3 separate regions of the Homo sapiens genome follow, and all the other regions are linked to region 1. Evidence: read pairs that join two places in POLR2A ChIA-PET (ENCODE). Cell type or tissue: Panc1. All regions are shown on one strand. Region 1 holds the start of PRR34 (PRR34 long non-coding RNA). Region 2 overlaps ATXN10 (ataxin 10). Region 3 overlaps WNT7B (Wnt family member 7B).

Region 1 (4,000 bases):
CAAGGATTAAATTATAAAATAAATCATTACAGAACATAATCAACAGGTAAGATGAATAAATTGAAGACATTTATTTCCTCCAAGAAAAATGTCTGGCACTTGGAATTTTCAAGCTGCAAGTAGATGTACACATTTTCAAAAGATCTTTCTTTTCCTTCGCTTCCTCACACTGGGCACAGCAAAACATCTCTGCCTTCTAAAATAAAAACACATGCCACTTTAATTTAGCAAAGAGAAGCCAGAATGCAGAATCTTTGCAGAGATTTTTTTTTTTTTTAATTAAAAAGAGAGACTGACAACTTCATTTTATACCTTTTCACGGGAAGTGACCCTCCTCCCCATGGGTCAATAAGTTAACGCCAAATCGCGGCAAAACGGCGAATTCCATCTCTGAGGCTCTAGAAGCTCAATCTAGAAGGAGAGATTTTAATTGTAACCCCTAAACAGCAAATGCTGACATTTGTCTTGCTTTCAGATAGTCTCCAGACTGGGCCAGAACATGACTAATTTATTTTATCTTATCCATCTATCTAGGCACAGGATTAAAATATTTATATCAGTCTGTTCACTTTAAAATGTGCAGTTACAGACACCAGCTTCAGGGCCACTCCTTAATTTTTCACAGTTTTGGCTTTTCATTGTTTCCAGAAATGCACAGTCCTTGAATGGCGAACACTCGCAAATGCTGATGAAATCTTTAAGTGAGGAGCCTCTAAACTAATATGAAAATCTCCCCTTTCAGGCTGCGTGGACGCTGCCCGGCCACGGTGACGGAGCTGTTCCAATGCCTGCTTCCCGAGACAGGCCCATGAAATCATGCAGGCTTGAGCCCGGCTTCTAGAAGGAGCACGCCTCTGGCCAGGGTGGCTGGTGGAAACCAGTCCTGGCCAAGGGAGCCCCGGCCAGGCTGCCAGGTAGGCAGCAGGCGGCAGGGGGTTAATGTGGGGAGCGGGCAGGGGTGGGGTGGGAAGCCAGCTGGGGAAATGGGGGCTGCAGGGCCCAGCCCGACCAGGCACAGACACAGGGGGCTCTGTCTGCTTGCCCGCTGCCCTGGCACTGTGACTAACCGCCCCACTATTGTGAGTCTGAAGTCAGCCCTTTGTGTCGTCCCCTGGCGTCTGGGAGCACAGCCGAAGAACCCTTTCCAGCAGCCCCCCTCATTCTGGAACCTGCAGCCCCAACATCCATTCTTTCAGCTCTCAGGGTTGCTGGGGGCTGATGAGCCAGTGGAAGTATCCCTTTCCCTGGCCAGGAAGGGCCACCAGCAAAAAAGAAGCAGAAAACCAGTCTCCCCTACTCTGGGTGGGGAAGTGGGGGGCACAGGGACCTACTAAACCTACGTGACCGCCGTGGTAGCTGCTCCACACGCAGCAAAGGAGCCATTGAAATGGGGAGAGGCCAAATCGAATATGGAAAAAATGGCAAAATATCCCGTTCACAGTTTCATACGAGCAACACACTGAAATAGGATTTTGGAAATTTATATTAGATTAAAATGAATTTTAGTACTAAAGTGAATCTTACCCGCTTATTTTCACTTTCTGAAAATGTGGCTATTAGAAGGTGTTAAATGACAGATGTGGCTTGCATTTGTGGCTCGCGTTGTTTTGTGTGAGCTCGTGGGTTTGGGGGTGCTGGGACCTTGAAGGCTGCTTTCTCCTAGGGAGACAATGGCACTCCCTACCCATCATTGTCAGGAATACCAGGCCCTTGCAGCCACACTGTCTCCTGACCCTGGCCTTGCATTCCCCGTTTTGAGAATTGGGACTTACACACGCAGGTGTCTAGGAATCCTTTGTCAAACACTGGCATGCACACGAGTATGCCTGCACACCCACGTGCACATACACGGACACGCACAGACATACACAGCCCTGGCTCCTGTCCACCGCAGGCTGGAGCAACCTGTCCCAGCTAGCCTTCGTGGAAGCCAGATTCACAGGGCACCCAGATGCCCTCCAAACCCCCCCTGGACCCAGACATCTGACCCTTTGTCCTGGGACAGACAGGACCAACCCAGGCCACACCCGCCTTCCATGGGCCGGGGCACTTTTGGCTTCCTGGTTCCCTTCCTCCATAAATACTAAAAATTCTATTTTATGACTACATCAGACTAAAGGCCAATAAAACCAGGTCGAATTCATTGTCGTATATTCATTATTTTTATAGTCATTTTTTCTTCTGATTTTAAAAGAAATTAAAATGAAAACATTTCATGGGCCCTAGGCTCTATGCCTCGTGGGCTTGTGGGCCCAGACCATCCCTCTGAGCTCCCATGCCCAAACCCATGCCCCTGAGTCTCACCCAGCGAGGAGCACAGGGGGCTTGCCTGCCGTTTGTCCAGTGACCAGATAGATACCTTCTGAACTCATTCCTTAAGTCCTGCCCTCAGTAAACAGTGTGTGAATCCCTCACCAGATGCCAGAAAACGTTCCACATTATTTTTAAAACAGAAGTCAGTCAGGAGGAAGGCCTGGGATGCCAGTGTGGTTGAAGGCCCCAAGTCAGTGGGAGCTAAGACCCTCACCCGGTACAGGGCTGGGGTCTCCAACCGGGGACCTGGACACCATGTTTAACACCCAAGAGCAGGCCAGCAAACAGGCGTGCTGCTCTGGGTAGCGACTGGTACCGTGAGGTGCAGCCTCCGAGAGCACCAGGCCCCTTCTGCCTCCCACCCTCCACCCCTGCTGCAGGTGCTGCGGGGCCCCCGGTTCTGGATGGAGGTGCAGAGGAGGCTGGGCTTTCCGGCGTCCCCCAGAACCGGCATCGGCTGCTCTGGCCTTTCCCTTCCCAGGGAGCCACGGCGCCAGGCCTGGGCCCAAACCCTGCTCAGGAAGGACGGGCCGGTGCAGGAGATGGTTAAAATTCTGCATCCTTTTTGCATCCGCCTCCAGAGGAAGCGCTGCTTTCTCCCCCCACCACCCCCCCCCCAACCCCCCCACCCCGCGAAGCAGGAGGAGGGGGGAAAAAAGCTGAGAGCAGCAATTTGCAGGCCTTGGGATGTTTTTCTCCTTGACAGCCCCGGGCCCCGCCTCGCTCCGGCCCTTCCTCCGACTGTGCGGCTGGCCCTGTGGCCGCGGCTCGGTGTCTGCCGCTCCTGCCCGGGCCCCTGCACACGCGTCCTCCCCTCGGCGGGGAGGCCGGCTAGGGGCAGGCGGGCAGCGATGCCTGCGTCGGCCACAGCTGCCTGGCACTGCCCTCCTTTGTGCCTGCCTCCTCTGCCAGCCTCCGCTCCAACCTCCCCCCCCAACCCCGCAACGAGGCCTGCTCCTGGGCCCGGCCGCAGGGCCCGTTGCCCACAGAGCGCCCACCCTGCGCCCACCCGGGGTGCCCTCACCTTCTGGGCCCCTGGCTCCTGGCCTCGGGTCCTGCTGGTGCCCAGGTCGCCCGGCCCCGTCCTCCGTGCTCCGCGTTTGCCCCACCCTGCTGCCCGAGCTCGGCGGCGAGCCTGGCACGGTGCCAGGCTGCCTGGGAGCCCAGCCCGGGCAGGGCGAACTTTCCAGCGAGGGTGTGTATGGGGGGGAGCTGCGGGGTGAGGGTGGTGCCTGGGGAGGGAGAGGGCCCCAGGTGCCCGGCGGCCGGCCCCCGGCCCCCAGCCCCCAGCCCCTGGCCGGCCTGCGGGGGCCTCCCCTGCCTCCCGTCCCCAGAGTCCCACAGAGGCGCAGACAACACGAGCGCTTGAGTCCCAGCAGCCATGTGCAGGAGCCGGCAAACAAACAAAAGCCCTTATTTATTTATTTAGTTCACACTCCCAGATAAGGAGGCGCCTTTTGTGCACATAATTTCACACACATCAGAACGGAGGCGATGCCACGGTACTCCCCACAGCCCGAGAGCCCCGGACAGCCGCCCGGCCCTCATGAATAATTGCATCGCCTCGGCCTGGGCATTTCCATATTTAAATTGGGCAGCAGCGTATGATTAATTAAGAAGGAAAAAGGCAAAAAGGAAGAAAAGCAGTGGGGGTGGGGAGCCGGACACTCTGGGCAGCGCAATGTGC
Region 2 (4,000 bases), 220 kb after region 1:
GAAGAGCACTACTATATCCATTTAAAGTCAGGACAACCTTCAGCAGAAAGGTATAATACATAAATAACTCCAACATTCACTATAACACTTTAGACTATTTAAAAGCCAAGTGGTCATGCTGGTGACACTTAGTTCTAAAACTCTCCCTTGACGCGTATCTCTCTAAAAAATTTCTGAAGTACTGAATATTTCATTTTGGGGAGAAAATTCATTGAATTACAGAAACTTAATACTTTAACACTGTTTTCCTCTTTTCTATGAACAACACACCTCTTGATATTTAGACTGGCGTTGGAGCAAGGGATTTAGATATGAACAAAAATTCAAACTGTTAATCTTACATCTGAATGTCTCTCAAAAATTTAATCATGATCTATTCATTCATTTAATAAATACGAAGGCAAAATGCTCAATACTGGTAAGACAACAGCTAACAGGATAGTCCAGTCCCTGCCCTTGGGGCGTTTACATTCTAGCACTTGCAGAGGCAGGCCCTAAACCAAAAAACAAAGTCTGAAAGGGGTGACAGAGCATAATTACAAGAGGACAACTTGGGGAAAGAGGGGAGTTAGGGAAGGCCTCTCTGAGGAATTAACATCAGAGCTGAAACTCAAAGGATGAAAAGAAGCCAGACCCCTGGAGAGCTGAGGAGGAGGGTGCAGATGGGAGCAGGCCACACAGCGCCTCCACATGGAGGAACACTGATGAGAAAAACTTGTATGGCTGGGAAGAATGAGTGAGGGAGAGTGGATAAAAAGAAGCAGAGGTCAGTCAAGGCCAGCTCCTTCAGGGATTCTTAGGCTATGGTAAGGAGCTTGCTGTACTGCATTCTAACACAATGAGAACTCATCGAAAGAGCTGAAGTAGAAAAATTAAGAAGCTCTTGTGGGCAGCTGCGTGGAGAGTGGAACAAGGGAGCAGGAGTCCATAATGGTGAGAATAAAATTTTGGAATAATACAGACTTGGGTTCAATTCTGGCTCTGCCACTTTACAAGCCGCACGGCTTTGGGCAATTTACACAACTTTACCAAGGCAGTTGTTCCACCTATGAACTTGGACAGGTGGTGGGTACAGGTGACGGAAGGGGGTGTTTGCCATGTGCACAACACACTCAGTGCACCTGAGAGCCATGGGTACAGTGGAGCTCCAGCACAGGCTCTGGGTGGGCTTAAAGGCCACCACGCTCCTCTATCAGGCACGTGACTTCACATCCTTTCGCCAATGAGGGGGAGACAAAATGATCTCTCAATATGTCAAACGATAGTACAGAAAAGTGATTATGTTCTTGGGCCTTGTGGGCAGAAAGTTGAGGTTCAAATTGCATTGCTGTTCCACTGCCGAACAGCTGGTGGCCCTAGCCAGTTATAAAACCATTTGCCTAAATTCCCTCCTCTATAAAATGAAGATAAAAATATTGTTTCATAGGATGGATGCAAAGATGAAATAAGATCACAATGCCTGGCATGAAAAGAGGCACTCAATGTCAGATATTACTGTTAAACAGACAGAACTGTTTGCTTTTTTTTGACCCTGAAGAATGATTAATTAGAAAACTATTTTGTGCTCAGGCCCCTGATGAGGATCTGAGACATACAGGAAAAGTCTGAGGTACAGTTGCTGCCTACATTTATTTTTCTCCAAAATTTTTTTTTTTTACTGTGGTAAGGTACACGTAACATAAAATTTCGCATCCTAACTATACTAAAGAGTACACATTGGTAGTGTTAAACGCATTCACAACGTTGTGTGTCTATCACCACCATCCATCTCCGCAACTCGTCTTGTAAACTGAAACTCAGTCCCCATTAAACAGTAATTCCCTTTCTTCTCTCCCCTCAACCACTGGCAAGCACTCTACTTTCTGTCTCTGTGATTTTGACTACTCTAAGTACCTCTTATAAATAAGCTGACACGGTATGACTGGCTTATTTCACTAAGTGTAAGGTCCTCAGGGTTCATCCATGTTGTAGTGTGTGTCAGAACTGCCTTCCTTTTAAAGCTGACTCATATTTCAGTAAATGTAGAGGCCACATTTTGTTTATCCACTCATCCTTTGGTGGACACCTGGGTTGCTTCTACCTTTTGGCTACTGCACATAATGCTGCTAGGAACATGGTGTACAAATACTTCTTTGAGACACTACTCTCAATTCTTTCGGGTATATACCCAGAAGTGGAATTGCTAAATCATATATATAGTAATTCTATCTTTAACTTTTTGGGGACTTGCCAAACCGTTTTCCACAATGGCTGCACCATTTTACATTCCCATCAGTAATGCATGGGAGTTCTGATTTCTCCACATTCATGCCAAGACTTGTTTTTTTTTTTTTTCTTGTTTTGTATAGTGGCTATCCTCATGGATGTGAGGTGGTATCTCATTGTGGTTTTGATTTGCATTTTCCTCATGATTAGTGATGCTGAGTATATTTTCATGTGCTTCTTGGCCATTTGTATATCTTACTGGAGAAATGTGTACTCAAGTCTTTTGTCCATTTTTGAATGAGGTTGTTTTATTGTTAAGTTTTATGAATTCTCTATATATTCTAGATATCTATCCCTTATCAAATAAATAATTTGCAAATATATTCTCCCATTCTGTGGATTACATTTTCACTCTGTTGAATGATTCTTTCACTCTGTTGAATGATGCAAAATATTTTAAAATTTTCATGTAGTCCAATTTATCATTTTTCCTTTTGCTGTCTGTGCCTTTGGTATCACATCCAATAAATAACTGCCAAATCCAATGTCATGTGAAGCTTCTGCTCTGTATTTTCATCTAAGAGTCTTACATTTAATCCACTTTGAGTTAATTTTTGTATATGACGTTAAGTAAGGGTTCAGTTTCATTCTTTTGCACCTGGATATCTAGTTTCCTTAGCACCATCTATTGAAAAGACTGCGCTTTCTCCACTGAATGGTGTTGTCATCCTTTTCAGCAATCATTTGACTACATTTGTGGAGATTTATCTCTGGATTCTCTATTCTGTCCCACTAGTCCAGATGTCTGTCTTCATGTCAGTACCACATTGTTTTGATTATTGTAGCTTTATTATAAGTTTCAAAATCAGGAAGTGTGAGTCTTCCAGCTCTGTTCTTCTTATACATTGTTTTGGCTATTCAATGTCCCTTGGGATTCCATATGAAGTTTGGAATGGGTTTTTCTATATCTGCAAAAAATTTCATTGGGATATTGACATGACTTGCATTAAATCTGTAATTGCTCTGAGCAGTACTGACATCTTAACAATATTGTTTTTCAACACATGAACATGCGATGTGTTCCCGTTTATGTCTCCTTTAATTTCTTTCAGCAATGTTTTATAGTTTTCATGGTACAAGTCTTTCACCTCCTTGAGTAAGTTAATTCCTAAGTATTTTATTATTTTTGATGCTATTATAAAAGGAATTGCTTTTGTAATTTCCATTCCGTCAGTATTAGTAAATAGAATGCAACTGATTTTTGTGTGTTGACTTTATATAGTTCTACTTTACTGAATTCATTAAAACATGAGTTTTAATGGTTTTTGTGTATGAGGGGGATGGAATCTTTAGGGTTTCCCATAGATCATATAATCTGTGAAAAGATAATTTTACTTCTTCCTCTAATTTGGATGCCTTTTCTTTTTCATGCTTAATTGGTTTGGTTAGAACTTCTAGTAAGATATTGAATAAAAGTGATGAAAGTGGACGTCCTTGCCTTGTTCCCGATCTTAGAGAAAAAGCTTTCAGTCTTTCATCGTGGAGTTATGTTTGCTGTTGATTTTTCACTTGTTGGGTTTTCCTGGCTTTTATTATGTTGAGGCAGTTTCATTATATTCCTAGTTTGTTGAGTGTTTTTTATCATGAAGAGATGTTGAATTTTGTCAAATGCTTTTTCTGCATCAACTGAATTGATCATGTGTTTCTTTCCCTTCATTCTATTAATGTGGTGTATTACACTGATCAATTTCAGTATGTTGAACCACCCCCGCATTCCAGGAATAAATTCCATTTG
Region 3 (4,000 bases), 94 kb after region 1:
CGCCCCTGCGTCCAACAGATCTGTGGCATCAGGGCCAGGGCCAGGACTGGGACTCCCATCCTTGCTAGGGTCTCAGCTAGCTGTGTGGTCTCAGGTGCTGTGGCATCTCTGGGTGTTTCTGTTCCCATCTGTACTGTGGGAAGCAAAGAGAAGGGCCAGAGTAAGACCTGGGGAAGGGCATAGCTGAATTTCAGTCCCAACGGCTTCCTCAGGAGCCCAGCACAGATGTGATCCTGCAGGGAGTGGAGAGGGGAGAACTGAGAGAGACCCTGGTGGACTTCTTGGAGGAGGAGGCACTAAGCTGGGTCTGGAATCTTGCCTGGCTGCTGGAGGGAGCAAGGTACCTGCCCCTGGAGGGGGAGGAGCTGGTCCAGTATGGCCAGCACCTGGTGCATCCTGGTGGGCCCTGGGTGCCGGTAGAGATCTGGAAGGTTCTGAAGTCAGAGGTCAGCGTCCTGTGGTTTGGGAGGTCACAGTGAGTGGGTGAGGCTCTCATTTCACAGATTTAGCAGATATGGTGGCTGGGAGTGTCTGCCCTTGACCTCATTAGCTGCGGGCCCCTTGTGTTGGCCAGGGGTGCAATGGACCCCATGGCTGTGGCTCATCCACCTGCAGCGGCCTCAGCCCTGCCTGGGGCCCCCAGCTCTTCACCAGCTTTTTCCCAGGCGGTCTGGTTCTTCTCCAGGGTGGGGTCCCAGGCTGCCAGGCCAGGAATGCCAGCTATGTGGGGAGGGTGGGAGGGCAGCCGCCCGCCGGGGGCGCGAGGGAGCAAGCGGACGCTCTGCTCCCTTCCCTGGGAACACTGAGAGCCAAGAGCTGAGCAGAGCAGTGGCGTGGAAAGAGTGGCAGGCGGGACTGTGGTGGAGTGCAGCCTGCAGGATGCCCCACCCACCAGCAGGCCAGTTCTCCCTATTGAACAGACCGGCAAACTGAGGCTCAGGGAGGCCAGCGAGAGCCAGTGGCTGAGCAGAACTCAAACACAGGACCCCAAACCCAAGCAAGCAAGCGAACCTCTTTAGGACACAGCTGCAGGTACCCAGATTGTCACCTCAGCCCCTCACTACACAGATGGGAAACTGAGGCAGGGAGGGGCAGGGAGGAGCAGAGGGATGGCCTCATTCCTGAGCTGGGCCCTGGGGGTGTCAGCCCTCTGCTCTCCCCAGCCCCGTCCTTGCCCACCCCCCACCTGCCCAGCTCCCTGTGCCTCCTCTAAGGATGCACTGCCCCGGCCCCCACCCACACTGCTCTCTTCTGATTGCTGTCTCTGAGTCTCAGTTTCCTCATCTGTAAGGTCAGGCTGGCAAGGACCAGCCAGGGGAACCACAGTGGGGAGAGGGTGGGACAGGGTGGGAAACGGTTCCAGGGCCCCACACACCATGAACCTGCTTGGAAAGGGGAGCGCTTTGGGCCTGTCCCTCCCCCACAGGTGTAAGGCCCCTCCCGGGCCTCCCCTGCCACTTGCCAAAGGAGAGGTGATTGTTCCCTGCTCTCAGATGGGAAAACTGAGACTCAGAACAGCCTTGGGGTGGCCGGGCGGAACTCCTGGCCCAAGCCCCACCCCCCTCCACCCCACGGAGCTGGGCCCTGAGAAAGGACGGGGCACCAGCTGTTGAGCCCAGACCTGTTATTCATTCTCTCTGGTTCCTTCTCACCGGCGCGCCCAGCTCTGGGCTGCAATGCGTCCCTTCCAGCCTCCTCTGAGGGCAGCGCCAGAGCTGCTGTGGGGGTCAGGCATTATGGGGCAGGTGCAGGTGGAGCTCTGTTCTGGGTGAGTAGATACCCATCTGGCCAGTCTGCAGCCTGTGGCTCATGGGGTCTGCTGAATGACCTCAGACCTGGCCCACATTCTTATCCCCATTTGACAGGCAGGAACACTGAGGCCACCACCAGCCCCTGCCCCATACTCAGCCCCAAGGAACCCTGCTGGCTCCAAAGCCATAGAAGAGCCCCTATATGGATGGAAAGTTCCGGGCCAACCCTCTGCCCACCTAAGGAAGAGGCTGGCGAGGACTCGGCCCTGGGTGGGTACGGAGGCCAGGTGCTGTCCTCCCGGGTATCTGCTGACTTACTTCCTGGATGGGTGGACCCAGGCCCGCCTCCCTGGCTGATCACAGATAATTGGAACATTCTTCAGATATTTTTGCCAGAAGATGCCTGAGAAGGAAGAATTACAAAGCGCCCCGGGCCAGAAGCGTGGGCCGCAGGAGCCCAGGGCCGCCCGGCAGCCAGGGCCAGGGGCCGGGAGGGAGGCTGAAGATCAGGCCCAGGCTCAGCCAGCCTGTCCCTGCCACCCAGAGAGCTGGGGAGGGGGCTGCCCATGCTCCCTCAGCTGGGGGGGTGGGGTGGCTCATGACCAAGGTGAGCGTAGGGCCTGGCCAGGTGCTGGGCAATTCTGGGGACCCCTGCCCTGGGGAGTCTGCCGCTGACACAGTGGCCTTAGGACAGCCTGAGAGGTCAAGCACAGAGTCTGGGCACTCCCAGAGGGGGCTGGTGGGTGGGAGTGCCTCCCCAAGGAGGGGTCTCTGCAGTGGAGAGCTCAGCAGGTCGGGGGCGGGCCAGCATGCGAGGAAGGAGGAACGGGTGTGGGCAAGAGTGAGGGCTGAGGGGGCAGGTCTGGGGCCACCTGGCCAAAGTGGCCAAGGAGAAGCAGCCTGGGCTGGGGCTGGGAGGTGGCTCAGGCAGGCCCCGAGGCCATGATCCTGCTGGTGTCAGGGTGGCGCGTGGGTCCATGCCAGGGGCAGGATGGTGGGTGCCCTGGGGGCAGAGCGGGGCATGCTGGGGAAAGCCTTTCTGATCTCTGATGAGCTTTTTGATAGAGGTCCATGTTATCTGCGGGGGAGGGCAGATGGCCCCAGGGTTCCCGCTTCTGGCTCCTGTGGCTCTGGGGGGTCTGGGATGCTGAGGCCCGGGCAGGCTCCAGCTGGGTTCCAGGAAGAAGTCAGATCTCGTGTCTCCCCCACGGAGAGCTGCCCCGGTCCTTCTGGGGAATGCTTTCAGTGGCGGGGTAGGGGGCTACTTCCACCCTGAACTGGGTGGGGTAGGCAGCACTAGGGCTGCTTGGGTGCCAGGTTGGGAGCCGGTGTCCAGTCCAGAGCGAGGCGGGAGAGCGGGGGTCCACCCAGGTGGGAGGAGTCTCTGCTGCTGTGGGGTCATTTGCACCCCCACTGGCAAAACAGAGCTGGGCTGTGGTTTGTGGGGTCGGTTTTTGGGAATTTGGAGGAGAAACGGGATACTGAGGTGGAGGTGCCTGGCTCCCAGGCCTCCTCGGGACACGAGCCCACATCTTTGTCATAGCACAGCCGACTTCTCCCAGGCTTCATCACCAGAAAGACACAGCTTGTCCTGTTGCTGGCGGGGAGCTGTGCCCTCTCGAGGGCGACTTTGGGTGGTTTCACCCTCATAATCCTCACCACCCCATCCCCCAGTTTTAAACGCAGGGCCCTGACGTGGACCGTGGGCATTTTCTCAACCCTATGTGAAGTGGGGGTGCAAGCTGGTTTCGACTGACCTGTTACACAGTCTGAGTGACAAGGGGACAGCCCACGGCCGCGCTGCTGCCCACCCCCTGTCCAGCCTGCAGCCCCAGCCCTGCTGAGGGTGTCCCAGATGCCCCATCCTGCTGCCTGCACAGGCGGGGCCTCTGTCGGGGAAGAGTGTCTCCCGCATGTGTCTGTCAGCCACTCGTCACCCACCATTCATTCACTCATTCTGCGGTGACAGCTGAGGCTCTGCCACGCCTGGCCTTGCACCAGGCCCAGCATATCGTGGGGAGTAAGACAGGGTTCTGCCATCCTGGACCCAGCTATGGGGGCTCGGACCTGTTCGGGGAGGGCCCGTGACTCAGTCTGGAGCCTGAGAGACTCCTTGCAGCTGGGTGCCCGTCGGGGGGCTTCCTTCTCCAAGAGCTCCTCAGGGAAGGCCCACCCCACACAGCCTGGCCCCAGATGCAGCCTCCTGCCCCTGACTTACATGGGAGGGTGGCTCTCCAGGAGGACAAGTG

Evidence for each region. Peaks named below come from ENCODE experiments on the same cell type or tissue, not always from the same donor. Only the 100,000 strongest peaks of a DNase experiment are listed, where the experiment ranks them.
Region 2: POLR2A ChIA-PET joins it to region 1 with 8 read pairs; 1 of 35 experiments calls an interaction of 5 or more read pairs at or near these places.
Region 3: POLR2A ChIA-PET joins it to region 1 with 7 read pairs; 2 of 35 experiments call an interaction of 5 or more read pairs at or near these places.

What each region holds. Positions count from the first base shown.
Region 1 is chr22:46,053,258-46,057,257 of GRCh38, reverse strand. All of the region lies in intron 1 of LOC124905135 (collagen alpha-1(III) chain-like), which reads right to left. It overlaps PRR34 (PRR34 long non-coding RNA), which reads left to right and starts at 3,033. Exons shown (of 2, transcript NR_165243.1): 1 at 3,033-3,508. PRR34-AS1 (PRR34 antisense RNA 1) reads right to left here and starts at 3,412. Exons shown (of 3, transcript NR_027034.1): 1 at 3,338-3,412; 2 at 313-411; 3 at 1-196. RefSeq lists silencers at 3,123-3,282, 3,523-3,642. In Panc1, no CTCF peak of the experiment used is centred here; no DNase peak of the experiment used is centred here; H3K4me3 peaks cover 3,803 bases; H3K27ac peaks cover 3,551 bases.
Region 2 is chr22:45,829,029-45,833,028 of GRCh38, reverse strand. All of the region lies in intron 10 of ATXN10 (ataxin 10), which reads right to left. Among named protein-coding and RNA genes, the nearest start is that of MIR4762, 71 kb to the right of the region's middle. In Panc1, a CTCF peak has its summit at 1,334; DNase peaks (open chromatin) are centred at 1,498 and 1,808.
Region 3 is chr22:45,958,808-45,962,807 of GRCh38, reverse strand. All of the region lies in intron 1 of WNT7B (Wnt family member 7B), which reads left to right. Among named protein-coding and RNA genes, the nearest start is that of WNT7B, 16 kb to the left of the region's middle. In Panc1, no CTCF peak of the experiment used is centred here; no DNase peak of the experiment used is centred here; H3K27ac peaks cover 2,737 bases.